Regions from separate parts of the Homo sapiens genome. Here region 2 is linked to region 1. A link is an interaction called in ENCODE POLR2A ChIA-PET data of the cell type or tissue named here. Cell type or tissue: HepG2. All regions are shown on one strand. Links, peaks and the distances in the headings refer to the core of each region. The heading gives the core; the rest is flanking DNA. Region 1 overlaps L3MBTL2 (L3MBTL histone methyl-lysine binding protein 2). Region 2 has its middle 32 kb from the start of RBX1.

Evidence for each region. Peaks named below come from ENCODE experiments on the same cell type or tissue, not always from the same donor. Only the 100,000 strongest peaks of a DNase experiment are listed, where the experiment ranks them.
Region 2: POLR2A ChIA-PET joins it to region 1 with 6 read pairs; 5 of 35 experiments call an interaction of 5 or more read pairs at or near these places.

What each region holds. Positions count from the first base shown.
Region 1 is chr22:41,221,877-41,226,258 of GRCh38, reverse strand. L3MBTL2 (L3MBTL histone methyl-lysine binding protein 2) reads right to left here. Exons shown (of 17, transcript NM_031488.5): 9 at 2,008-2,239; 10 at 1,458-1,534; 11 at 1,188-1,292; 12 at 318-465. Among named protein-coding and RNA genes, the nearest start is that of L3MBTL2-AS1, 6.4 kb to the right of the region's middle. In HepG2, for the core only: no CTCF peak of the experiment used is centred there; a DNase peak (open chromatin) is centred at 2,618.
Region 2 is chr22:40,981,079-40,985,460 of GRCh38, reverse strand. No RefSeq gene overlaps it. Among named protein-coding and RNA genes, the nearest start is that of RBX1, 32 kb to the right of the region's middle. In HepG2, for the core only: no CTCF peak of the experiment used is centred there; no DNase peak of the experiment used is centred there.

The sequences.
Region 1 (4,382 bases), core at 272-4,271:
GTCGCCCAGGCTGGAGTGCAATGGCATGATCTCGGCTCACTGTAACCTCCACCTCCTGGGTTCAAGCAATTCTCCTGCCTCAGACTCCCGAGTGGCTGGGATTATAGGCACCTGTCACCATGCCTGGCTAATTTTTGTATTTTTAGTAGAGACGAGGTTTTGTCATGTTGGCCAGGCTGGTCTCAAACTCCTGACCTCAGGTCATCCACCTGCCTCGGCCTCCCAAAGTGCTAGGATTACAGGCGGGAGCCACCGCGCCTGGACACCCTGCCCCTTCTGATGGCAAGGACAGCAGGTGGTGGCCTCTCTAGTCTTACCTTTTGGCGGTGTGAGCTCAATGTCATTCTTCTGACAGAAGGTGGCCGGGAAGATGGCGTGGGAAGAGGCATGGTAGCAGAACCAGTCCAAGCCATCTGTGGAGGGCCCCCCGTCCACACAGATCATCAGGTATCCATCCAGGAGAACCTGGGGGGTGGGGGGAGCAGGCAGACAGATCATATCATGAACTGCACCCCATCCTGGGTTGGTACCGCACCCCAATAGGGACACGAGGCAAATGGATCCAAACGGATCTAGGGCATGGCCCTCCTGGAGGACACCTGAGCCTCTCTGGGGCACACAGTACTTCTGTGATGCATACGCGTGGGATTCTTTCTCTTCCCCACTAGACAGCAAACACCACGCCAGCAGGGGCCGCGTCCATCCTGTTGGACCGTGTTCTTGGGTGAGCACACGCGCCCGGCATGGAGCGGATCCGCGGCGAGGACGAGTCAGCAGCCTCCTCCAGGAGGGCCAAGGAGGGGTGGGGGTGCTGCTCAGGAGGAGGCGATGAGGTTTGGAGCAAGGTGACCCCAGCTGTGGCTCTTGCCTAGGCCAGCGCTCAAAGGAGATGGCACACAGCAAGAAGGCCCCAGTGAGGTGACAGGGAGGGGCCTACTCTGACACAGGACCAGGCTCAGGTGTTGAATAAGCACTCGTCCAGGGAGCCTTGGACCCTGACACGAAAGCAGATTCTGAGCAAGGGGCAGGCCAGGCCCCACTCACAAAAGTCAGGGACTCTGGGTGCAGCCAGTGATGAGAGGCTGGGACACAGACCCCCTGACGGTGGCGAGTGGGGTTAGAGCTCTGGGCCACATGGGTCCCCCCGCTCAGAAATCTGGAGGCTGGAGAGCCGGCCCCTGGCTCACCTTACAGACAGTTGCCACGCAGATGTTGCCCAGATTCAGGGGGTCAATGGCCTCCAGCTTCATCCCTTCCTCAAACCAACCGCCTTCTGTGTAGACTGCTCGTACCTTAAAGGAATGGGACAGCTGGGGACTCCCTGGGCAGGCCAGGAGGAAGGGTGAGGGAAGCAGGCCTCAGGAGGGAAAGGGATGGTCCCAGGGGAAGAGCCAGGTCCCTCAGGCCCGGAATGGACCCATGGCTGAGGGGAAAAGCGCCCAAGAGCTGAACCTCACCTTCTTGAAGAGGTAAGGAACGGCATCACAGTAGATCTTCCGGAAGGTGGGGTGATGGGCCATGTCACTTCGCCTCTCTTTGGAGGAGATGGATAGGGAATGAGGGAGAGAAGGGAGTTGGAGGCGGCTCCTGGGCCATCTCCACACGCCTCCCCTGGGAATGTGGGGCTGCTCTGCACGTGTTCTCAGCTGTATCTCTGTATCTCAGGACCCCCCACCCCAGAGTAGCAGACAGAAAGGTTGAGTCCAGAAAACATCAAGAGCTCTCTGTAGGGACTCTTCAGCCCTCGAAACCCAGACTGCTCCCGCATTGACAGGGGAGAGGATCGGGGCTGGTAGCATCTGGGTTCAAATCTTGATTTTACCACTCACAAGTTGAGTGGAGTGACTTTTGTCAAGTTACTCAAGCTCTCTGGAGCTCAGTATCATCACTGCAGGGGGGCCATGCCAACCTCCACCTGCTGACCTGCTGTGACGAGTAGGAAGGTGCTCCCACTCCGTCCCTGGGGAAGCACAGCATGCAGTCCCTCTGGCCTGGGGCTCTGCTAACCTGACATCTTGATGCCGTGGCCCACACGTCGTGACCAACCCACTGGGTGGATCAGGGGGCTCCACATGTGGCACCAGAAGTCGTCGTCACTGTCACCATCCTCGTAGAGGAGCCGTAGGCGACCCCCGATTACTGTGTCCACCACAGCCATGCGAGTGCGTGACACCTGGGACTTGTCCACCACTTCCAGCCGCATGCCCTGCCTAAAGGGGTACTTCATGCTCTCCACCATCTGAAACGACGTCAGAACACAGGCCTGCTATGGCTCAGGGCTCTTCCCACCCACCCTCCTGCTCTGGTGAGTGGAGGACAGGGAAGGTGTGGTGTTATCCCCCACACTCAGTCAGTCGGGAGGTGGCAGATGAGACTGCCTGCGCTGCCAGGCTCACCTTGGCCCTGACTCCCTAGGAGGACACAGAGGGAGGCAACAGCTCTCCCTAGGAGGACACAGAGGGAAGGCACACGGCTTGCAGTGGGCATGCCACTTCTTGCCACCAAAACGCCAATGAGTTGATGCAAATCACAAAACGCACTTTAGACTAAGGAAAAGTGACCCAGAGGTCACGCCTGCCCAGAATTACACAGACTCATTTGTGCCAGAGCTGGGCCTGGAAGCTGGTGTGCAGCCTGTGCTCCTCATGGGCTCTGCACTCTGATCCCCAGGCATCCTGCCCTCCCCGCCCCCTCCCAGCCCTCTGCCTGTGGCACATACAAGACTCATGTCCAGAGAACTGAGTCTTCCTGTGTCCCTTTCTGACCCTGATGGGCTGCAGCTCTGCAGTGCTTTCACAGTGCCTTGGTAGCAACTGACCTAATGAGGGATGGTGACCAAGATGCCCTCGAGCTGCTCTACAGAGAGCCATGGTGCTGGGGTACAGAGGAGGAGGTTCTTTTTGTTCACTGTGACTTCAGTGCTGTCCTGCCTGGGGCAGGGAACAGGTAGGGTGTAGGGCTTTTCCAGCCCCAGGGCACTGCTGGGTCAGGAAGAACCAGCCTAGACTAGACTAAGCAGTGCTATTTCCAAACACACCAGGAAGGAAAGCGTCTCAGAGGTCACAAAGCAGCCAACAGGCAAAGCTGACACAGGGGTCCTAAACCAGACAGACCCTCTGGCCCAGCTCAAGGGCTTGGGATACGTCCTGACACCAATTGCCTGTCCCACATCCGGTATCCCAGCAGCTCACTCAGGAGAGTGAGAGAAAACACAGGGTAAGGCCTGGCTCGGGGCCCCTCTGGGCTGCCTTCCCTGCCATGTTCTCTTCATCTACAGCCAACACAGTGCAGCCCACAATCCAACGCCATTTTTGTTAGTTTTTGTTTTTTTTTTTGAAATGGAGTCTCCTCGCTCTGTGGCCCAGACTGAAGTGCAGTGGCACGATCTCAGCTCACTGCAACTTCGGCCTCCCGGTTTCAAGCGATTCTCTCACCTCAGCCTCCTGAGTTAGCTGGGATTACAGGCGCATGCCACCACACCCAGCTAATTTTTGTATTTCTAGTAAAGACAGGGTTTCATCATGTTGGCCAGGCTAGTCTGGAACTCCTGCCCTCAGGTGATCTTCTGACCTCGGCCTCCCAAAGTGCTGGGATTACAGGAGTAAGCCACTGTGCCGTGCCTAGCTAATGTTTTTTTTTTTTTTCAAGAGACGAAGTCTCACAGTGTTGCCCAAGCTGGTTTCAGACTCCTGGCCTCAAGTGATCCTCTTGCCTTGGCCTCCCAAAGTGCTGAGACACTGAGACAGGTATGAGTCACTTTTACCATGTATATATGTGACTTTTTAATTTTTACTAAATCATTTCTTAAAATTAAATGCCACAAAGATGATTCTGTGCCACACAGGAGTCCTACACCAGACAGAATCAGACAGCCCAGAGGCGCCCCAGACTGGGCTTTACCCTGTGCTGTGCCAGGCACATCCCTGGCTCAGAACCGAGGCTATATTACAATTACTTGTGTGCATGGCTTTTGTTTCCTCTGCCAGACTAGAGATTTCTGGATGGCAGGGTCTGTATTCTTTGTATTCCCACAGTGCCTTGTAAACAAGTATGTAAGGCTGGGCATGGTGGCTCATGCCTATAATCCCAGCACTTTGGGAGGCCGAGGCAGGTGGATCACTTGAGGTCAGGAGTTCGAGACCAGCCTGGCCAATATGGTGAAACCCCATCTCTACTAAAAATACAAAAATTAGCCAAGTATGGTGGTGTGTGCGCACCTGTAATCCCAACTACTCGGGAGGCTGAGGCAGAAGAATTGCTTGAACCCAGGAAGCGGAGGTTGCAATGAGCCAAGATTATGCCACTGCACTCCAGCCTGGGCAACAGAGCGAGACTCTATCTCAAAAAGAAAAAAAAGGCTGGGCGCGGTGGCTCATGCCTGT
Region 2 (4,382 bases), core at 85-4,084, 240 kb after region 1:
CTCGGGCTCAGGTGATCCTCCCACCTCAGTCTCCAAAGTAGCTGGAACTACAGGCATGTGCCACCACACCTGGCTAATCTTTGTATTTTTTGTAGAGATGGGGTTTCACCATGTTTCCCAGGCTGGTCTCGAACACCTGTGCTGAAGCAATCCTCCTACCTTGGCCTCCCAAAGAGATGGGATCACAGGTGTGTAATCCCTTGTCCAACCCTTCCTGCCATTTGCTGAGCTGTCTGATGGTCTCCCAATAAATCCCCTTCCTGCACAAGCTAGCCAGTTGGTCTCTTCTGTTTGCCACCAGGAACCTGACTGGTACCAATAGCTCACGCCAGTTCCGAGAAATATTTAAGGGAATACATAGAATTCTTTTCAGTCTAATGCTTTTCTCCCACAAAATTTTCTGAAATCTTTGATGTCTACTATGACTCGCCTCCACTAGAATTTCATAAAAGTTGTATTTATTTATTTATTTATTTATTTATTTATTTATTGAGACGGAGTCTCGCTCTGTTACTCAGGCTGGAGTGCAATGGCGCGATCTCGGCTCACTGCAAGCTCCGCCTCCCGGGTTCACGCCATTCTCCTGCCTCAGCCTCCCGAGTAGCTGGGACTACGGGCACCCGCCACCATGCGCGGCTAATTTTTTTGTATTTTTAGTAGAGACGGGGTTTCACCGTGTTAGCCAGGATGGTCTCGATTTCCTGACCTCGTGATCCGCCCGCCTCGGCCTCCCAAGGTGCTGGGATTACAGGCATGAGCCACTGCGCCCGGCAGGAAAAGGTTGTATTTCATCTGACTCGAGAGCTACAGGTTTATTTATTCCGGCTTTAGTGAACATCCACGCAGGTGCTGCCACCCAGGAACCCAGAGCCCTGGAAAGCCTGAGGTTCCCTGGGCAGATCCCTTTCTATCGGGAGATGACTCCCACACCCACACCCCAAATAGGAAGATTTCTTCTTCTTCTTTTTTTTTTTTTTTAGATGGAGTCTTCGTCTGTTGCCCAGGCTGGAGTGCAATGGTGCGATCTCGGCTCACTGAAACCTCCGCCTCCCAGGTTCAAGCAATTCTCCTGCCTCAGCCTCCCCTGTAGCTGGGACTACAGGTGCCGGCCACCACGCATGGCTAATTTTTGTATTTTTAGTAGAGATGGGATTTCACCATGTTGGTCAGGCTGGTCTCGAACTCCCGACCTCAGGTGATCCGCCCGCCTCAGCCTCCCAAAGAGCTGGGATTACAGGCGTGAGCTACGGCACCCGGCTCCAAATAGGAAGATTTCATGATACTCAACACTTGGAGAGTTTGTTCCCTGCATAAGAGGTAAAGTCATTCAGTGGAAAGAACATGAGATTTGGAGTCAGGAGACTGCACTCAGGTCCAAATCGGCCTCCGGGCACAGTCTCTCCAACACTCTGAGCCCCATACTCTCATTTGTAAAGGGGGTAACAGTACTTACTACAGATCAGCCATCCAGGAGACCCTGGGTGCTGTCACTCCACAGCCCCGACTAGAGAAGGTGTCAGACATTTTTTTTCTTTTTCTTTTTCTTTTTGAGACAGAGTCTCGCTCTGTCGCCCAGGCTGGAGTGCAATGGCATGATCTTGGCTCACTGCAACTTCCATCTCCCAGGTTCAAGCGATTCTCCTACCCCAGCCTCCTGAGTACCTGGGACTACAGGCGCCCGTCACCACGCCCAGCTATTTTTTGTATTTTCAGTAGAGACGGGGTTTCGCCATGTTGGCCAGGCTGGTCTCAAACTCCTGACCTCAAATGATCCACCCACCTTGGCCTCCCAAAGTGCTGGGATTACAGGCGTGAGCCACTGCTCCTGGCCCACAAATTGTTTTTATGAACAAGTTGCTATGCTCTATTCCTCGGACTTCAGACACATGGACTGGAAGAGGATCAGGTGACTGTGGCAAGGGCAGCCATCTCTGGAGGTCAGTGCCCTGTGAGCTGGGCTAGCGTGAACAGTCCTGCCCAATCACCTGTTTCTTGTGGACAGATGAAACGCAAGGCTTACGTGGAGATTTGTGCAGCAGAGACACAGAAACCCAGAGATCCACAGAGATGACAGCTAAAAGTAGAAGTTGAGGCAGTAGAAGCTTTAAGCATGCAGGAGTACGCAGGAGTAAGGCGGCGGAGAGGCCGTGGTGGTTGCAGGAGCTGTTGGTCCCCTGCGCTGTATCCCCTTGGGGCTTCTTAGTCCACCTGCAGGTGTAGGCGGTGGTTCCCTGCACACACAAGCTTCACTTCAGTACCCCCATCTCTCTGCTTCTCAGCCTGAGGGGTTTTTTTCTGGAGCAGTGAACACTTGCTCAGCCTTTTGTGCAGGGTAACCCAGAAGGGCCACGGATTTAAAACCTCCAGGCCCTGGCTCAGTACCTGGGCTTCCCATCCCTGGGCGTGCAGTGCTGTGCTGTGCTCTGCACGTCCCCACAGCGGGCCTGGCGGGGGACTGAGCCCAGTTGTCCGCAGAGGTGACCTGCTCAGTGTCTTTCCTCACTCCCCTGTCTCTCATTCCCTCTCCCGCGCTGTGCTTCCTGGAATCAACTCCAAAATAAGCTACCAAGTTCTCGTCTCAGGCTCTTCTTCAGGGGAATCTAAATTTAGACAGTGGCACTAGAAGAAAAGAGAAGCAGCAACAAAAATCTGCTGTGGGTGCTGAGAAGCAGCGGACACTTCTGCAGGGACAACCAGATGGAGGCCTGCGGCCTACTGAGCGACATTCCAGTCTCCCAGGCCAGATTGCGCAGACAGGGAGGATTTCCTGTGAACCTGCTGTGCTACCAGTGTGCTTGAGGGAACCCGAGAAGTCTCTGGTCCTTTCAACCTGAAGGGACTGAACCAGCCTTCTCCTATGGAGAGCTGCTGTTTGTTAGGCACCTACTATGTGTCCAGCTCTGTGGCAGGCGCTTCACTTTCAACTCTCATTCTCTTGACAACTTGCAAGGGAGGTAATATCTTAAAAAACAAAGTAGGCCAGGCGCGGTGGCTCACACCTGTAATCCCAGCACTTCGGGAGGCCGAGATGGGCGGATCACCTGAGGTCAGGAGTTCGAGACCAGCCTGACCAACATGGTAAAACCCTGTCTTTACTAAAAATACAAAATTAGCTGGGTGTGGTGGCACATGCCTGTAATCCCAGCTACCCAGGAGGCTGAGGCGGGAGAATCGCCTGAACCCAGGAGGCAGAGGTTGCACTGAACCAAGGCCGTGCCATTGCGCTCCAGCCTGGGAAACAAGAGCGAAACTCCATCTCAAAAAAAAAAAAAAAAAAAAAAAAGCCAGGATTGGTGGCACATGCCTGCAGTCCCAGCTACTCAGGAGGCAGAGGCAGAAGAATCGCTTCAACCCGGGAGGTGGAGGTTGCAGTGAGCTGAAATTGCGCCACTGCACTCCAGCCTGGGGGAGAGAGGGAGACTCTGTCTCAAAAACAAAAACAAAAACAAAACAAACAAAAAACAACAGCAACAACAAAAACAAAGTAGGAAGTAGGCCAGGCATGGTGACTTATGCCTGTAATCCCAGTAATTTGGGAGGTCAGGAATTCGAGACCATCCTGACCAACATGACAAAACCCCGTCTCTACTAAAAATACAATAATTAGCCGGGCATGGTGGCACATGCCTGTAGCCCCAGCTATTCAGGAGGCTGAGGCAGGAGAATCGCTTGAACCTGGGAGGCGGAGGTTGCAGTGGCCATGATCGTGCCACTGCACTCCAGCCTAGGGTGACAGAGTGAGACTACATCTCAAAAAAAATAGGATGAAAGACCTACATCTAAGAACTAAAACACAAAAACTCTTAGATGAAAATATAGGGGCAAATATTCATGATGTTGGATTTGACAACAATTTATTAAATGTGACACCAAAAGAAAAAACAAATAGATTGCAATTCATCAAAGTTAAAAACTTTTGTGTATCAAAGGATATTATGGGTTTTGTTGTTGTTGTTGTTTGTTTGTTTGTTTGAGACAGAGTTTCCCTCTATTGCCCAGGCTGGAGCGCAGTGGTGTGATCTCGGCTCACTGCAGCCTTCACCTCCCAGGCTCAAGCAAGCTATCCTCCCACCTCAGCCTCCTGAGTAGCTGGGTCTACAGGCGTGTGGCACCATGCCTGGCTAATTTTTGAATTTTTCTGTAGAGACGGGGTTTCACCACCTTGCTCAGGCTGGTCTCAAACTCCTGGGCTCAAGCGAACCTCCTGTCTTGGCCTCCTAAAGTGCTGGGATTACAAGTGTAAGCCACCACGTCCAGCTGGGATACTATCAAGAGAGTGAAAAGGCAACCCACAGAATGGAAGCAAATTTTTGCAAATAATATATCTGGTAACGATTTAATATCCACATTATATAAAAAGTTCCAACAACTCACCACCACCA